Regions from separate parts of the Homo sapiens genome. Here region 1 is linked to region 2. Evidence: read pairs that join two places in POLR2A ChIA-PET (ENCODE). Cell type or tissue: Caco-2. All regions are shown on one strand.

Evidence for each region. ChIA-PET counts read pairs that join two places held together with the same protein. Peaks named below come from ENCODE experiments on the same cell type or tissue, not always from the same donor. Only the 100,000 strongest peaks of a DNase experiment are listed, where the experiment ranks them.
Region 1: POLR2A ChIA-PET joins it to region 2 with 7 read pairs; 2 of 35 experiments call an interaction of 5 or more read pairs at or near these places.

The regions. Positions count from the first base shown.
Region 1 is chr11:101,986,179-101,988,678 of GRCh38, reverse strand. CEP126 (centrosomal protein 126) reads right to left here. Exons shown (of 11, transcript NM_020802.4): 9 at 1,638-1,847. Among named protein-coding and RNA genes, the nearest start is that of CFAP300, 60 kb to the left of the region's middle. In Caco-2, no CTCF peak of the experiment used is centred here; a DNase peak (open chromatin) is centred at 1,108.
Region 2 is chr11:101,879,146-101,881,645 of GRCh38, reverse strand. No RefSeq gene overlaps it. Among named protein-coding and RNA genes, the nearest start is that of CEP126, 35 kb to the left of the region's middle. In Caco-2, a CTCF peak has its summit at 1,218 (motif pointing right); a DNase peak (open chromatin) is centred at 1,265.

The DNA.
Region 1 (2,500 bases), 110 kb before region 2:
ATTAAATTTGAAAGTTACTTTCTCTCAGCACATTGGACATGTTGTCAATATCTCCTGATTTTTTTTCATTGTTTTCTGCCTTTTTGTTGCTGATTAACATTCATTGTGGATGTATCTTAGTGGTCATTTCTTTTTATTTACTCTGAAATGTGTTGGGTTGTTGAATCTGTAGATTGGCATTGTTCATCAAATTGGAAAAGTTGTCAACCGTTATCACTTTAGATATTGTCTTAGCCTTTCAGACCTTTTTATTTACTCTTTTGTGTCTTTTAAGCTCTATATCATATTTTCCATCTCTTTGTCTCTCTAAGATATACTGTGGATAAATTTCTTTGATTCATAATCTAGTTTACTAATTCTCTGTTCAGACGTCTGTAATCTGGTGGTTAAACCACCTACTAAATTTTACATTTCAATTATTATATTTTCAATTTCCAGGCATTCTATTTGGGCCATTTTTCAAATCTGTTTGCTCTTTCTTTATAGTTTCTTATTCCCTGCATGTTTAAGTTTAAAAATGACTGCATTTCTGCATTTTAAAGCTTATTTCTGACAACTTTAGAGCATACAAGCATAGTTATTTATAGTTTGTGCCTGGTAATTTCATTATCTGAATCCTTTCTGGGTCTGTTTATTCTGTTTTGTGGATTCTTTTGATTTTTTTTCTTGGTGCCTTTTTTCATTACGGATTAAGTTATTTACTTTTTTTTTAATTGTAGGCTGCTCATTTTCCTTGGATTTCACTTGTGATAATTCTTTGAGGACTGGAATATAGGTGCAGAAGATACATAAATGTACTTTTCCCAAGTGTTTTGGAATACTACCAGTTTGGGATCATTCTAAATTAAGTTCTTTGCTTGAGATCTTAAGAACTATTCAGTTAATGTGAGTATGGGCTGTAAATTAGTGTGATACTTGTATTAGACTGTGATTCTACATTCTCAGGGATCATTTTTCCTCTATCACCTGCTCAATACTGAAGTTTAAAAAATGCAAGCCTTTTTTTTTTTTTTAGAAAAAAATTCCCTCTCCCTGCGCTGCCTCCTCTGTGTATGCATGTGTAGTGCACAGCTCTTCGGGTGGCCCAGCTTTATGGTGGAAAGATCTTCTGTGAGACTACTCATCCTGAGTAGGCCTGTTCCCTTTTTCCTATGAGGCCATGGAAAGCAAAGTTCAATTTCACCCCATGAGTTAAATATCCTCAGGACAAGAGCTAGCTGCTGCACTCTCCTTATCTTTTTGAGTTCTTATCTACATTTAGTTATTGGTCTTAAGAATGTCTTACATTCTTACTAGCTCATCACTATATTGCAGGTTTAAAAAATACTTAATCAAGGATTTATGGTTGTTTTGATGGATGGTCAGTATAGATATGTAGCCTGTCCATTGCTGAAACAGAAGTCTATTCATATATTCTGAAAAGACAGATAAGTCTGCCAAAGAAGTTGACATCATCATAAATGATATGGCATACTTGAAATAGTATTCAAATATAGTCTGAATGGTTATGCACTCAGGTAGTTGGTAATATGGATATATTTTGTATTTTTCTTTTCAATTTTTAAATTAAAGTTTAAATTAAAATTGTCTAAGTATAAATGCAGTATTTCTTATAAAAGGTGTTCTTCCATACTTACAATGTAGTCTTTCACTGAGATCATTAAGGGACTCTAGGATCTTCTGTTCTTCAGCTGACAGTGTGCAGATGTTGAATTGTTGAGTTTTATTTAAAGGTAGATTTGATTTCTGTATCTGTTTGCTATTCAAGACAGTCAGAATCTCATCCTCCGGCACTGATGCTTTCACTAAGTTTTCAGCCATCAAAAACTCAGAAGTACTATCTGAAACTACAGAAACTTACATCAGTTATTCTTTGAACCCCTTTTGTCTTTGAGATCAGCCCTTATATATACTTACATATACTTATACATGCTTAACTGTCTGTATGTATTCATATTACAAGCAGAAACCTAGCAAATATCTGCTACTTTGATTTCATTTATCAGGATCCTCTATCTAGCATTTTCCTATCCTTCGTTTTTTAAAAAAGGATATTCAAAATGACGGCAGTGAGTTAATAAAAATTCCCAGAGTATTACTTGAACTAAAGAAAAAAACTATATAATGCAGATAGTTTTTGTCATGTTTGTTATTCATTGGTAGTACAAAAAAGATGAAGAAGACTGTCTTTATAATAGTAGTTATAATGAATTATAACAAAGTAAGACCAAAAAACCCTTAAGATTAGAAACTTTGATGATCAGCTAAACAGAACTGACAGCCTAGAAACAGACCCAATTAGATATAAGAACATGTGATCAAAGAAGCATCAAATATTTGACAGAAGGGAAAGATGATTTTACATATTAGTTTTTGCTTATAAAAGAATCAATTTGGGCTGGGTGCAGTGGCTCATGCCTCTAATCCCAGCACCTTGGAAGGCTGAGGCAGGTGAATCACTTGAGGTCAGGAGTTCAAGACCAGCATGGCCAACATGGTG
Region 2 (2,500 bases):
TTAGTAAACTATAACCAGATGTACTCTTACTCCCAAACTTTGATGTAATTTTGCATGTACTGAATCTTTACCACCTGTATATAAGCTTTGAACTAAAATACTGCATCAAAGTAGTCTGATAGAACTGCACCTGGACTGTAGCCTTTGGTCTACAGCCCTCAGTAAGACTTCTGAATAAAACTAACTTTAATGCTTTAAAAGCTTGATTTCTTTTTTGTTTAGTGAACAATCCTGACAACCACGAAGGAACTCACAGTGGACTGCCCAGGGTTGTCTGGAACATTGTGGGGATCCAGCACCTTGGGGCCAGCATCTGCCCTCTGAGTCCCTCCAACTTCTTCGTGGTTGGAGACAACTGGGTGACTCTCCCTTGAATCTCAGATCTCCTACTTTGTTTCTGGTCCTGAGTTTTATTCATCTAGTTGTTTTGACTCCTTGACAAAGAGGTAAGTTCTTCCTTGAGATATTTTGTTTCTCCAGAAGGGAAATTTTCCTAGTTGAAAGTTACTAGGAAGAAATGGCTGCATGTATAACACACATGGAAACTGTACTGCCAAGTAACTCCCTAGATGGGAGGAGTTTACCAAAGGAGATGAGGGTTGAAAAATTCCACCTTTGACACAATATTCGTTATTTGGGTGATGAGTATACTTGAAGGACAAACCTCATCATTAAGCAATATATCCATGTAACAAACCTCCACAGTTACCCCCTGAATCTATAATAAAAATAATAAGTCTGAGGTGGGGGGATCCCTTGAGCCTGGGAGGTTGAGGCTGCAGGGAGCCGTGTTCATGCCACTGCACTCTAGGCTGGGTGACAAAGTGAGACCCTGTCTCTAAATAAATAAATAAAGAAACAAGTGTATGTTACAGTTTTTAAAAAATTATTATCATGTTTTTCTCCCAATCTTTAACTTACTTTAATGCTTTAACTCACTTAAGTATGTACTGCTATATATTATCTGTAGTATCCTCATAATAATCCTATTGAGGTGTTGTGTTAGGTGCAAGAGAAGGCAACGTCAGGAAACCTGGCTTATGCTAATTAAGATAAGATGCGATCTGAAGCATGTTTTTCAATAAATAGGCAAGTATGCACACTGGGCTCAATGTTCATTCCGTATAACCGCAACTGAAGACTATCAACCTTCCTGGAAAAGAGCCTTCCTAACTATGTGGAATAATTAGCATTGGTCTTATAAATACAACCAGGTGATTGATTTGTGACCAAAAGGGGGAGCTTGTGAGACAAAGAAGCAAATGTAAGAAGCCATATTTGCTCATTTCTGTTTGCCAGCATAATTTCACAAAGCCCCTGACTCTGTGATGACCTGCAGTTCTCCGAAAAGATGCTTTGGAAACAAAAACAGGCTCCAAGTCTCTTACCTAAGTCACCACATTCCTTAAAAGAGAAATGATCCTAGTCCTTGCCTTTTCCTGTACACAAAATGACACCTAACAGGGTTAATGATTATGCTTCTACAATCAATAACCAAATGTCCTTTAGTAATCCATAACCAGATATACTCTTACACCCAAACCTCTTTAAGTGGCTAGACTTATTTAAAAGTGTCCTACTAGCTTATTACCAGCATGTTAGCTATTAGTCTTTTTGTATTTGAGTTTTGGTCTGAAGAATTATTCAGTTATAACTGGTGTTTAAAGATTCACAACTATCTCTGATTTTTTTGATTTGCACATTAAGGGAGCAGGCATGGGTAGTCTCAGTTTATAAGCTCAGGTTCTTGTTCTGGGCCAAGGTGGGAGGTGGATGGGCTATCTGAGAAGAAAACGATGTGATTTATGGTGCAGGACATGGGACTGGGATTCAGTGGAGAGCTTCATTAGGTATCTACTGACATGGATGATGGAGATCCAGGAGAAGCCCCTTCTTGTAGCCAGATGTCTTTTTTGTGTCAGTAACTTCAGAGCCTTTTTAAGGGTGTGTGAGGGGTCTCAACTGCAACTACCTCTGGCAGTTCAGAAAAACTTGGTACCAGATAAACTTCCTTTTTGAAGAAACATGAACCACATAATGGTCCTGTCTTTAAGTCCCTCAGGAGGGTGGGTCTGCCTCAGGGGCGAGCATGGATTACACATAACTCGAAAAATATCCAGGCTCTTTTGGAGGGAGACCAAAAGAATTAATAGTTTCCAAGCTCTGTCCTCCCTCTGTCCTTAAGGATACATTTTCCTCTCGGGGTCTATGAATCCTGAAAATTTGTGGCAGGTCTCAGTTAATTTAGAAAGTTTATTTTGCCAAGGTTGATGATGCGCCTGTGACACAGCCTCAGGAAGTCCTGATGACATGTGCCCAAGGTGGTCAGGGCACAGCTTGGTTTTACACATTTAGGGATACATGAGACATCAATTAAGAAGCACATTTGTTCAGTCTGGAAAGAGGGGACAACTTGAAGCAAAAACAGGAAGACTTGAAGTGGGGAGGGAGCTTCCAGTTCACAGATAGGTGATACACAAATGGCTACATCTTTGGAGTT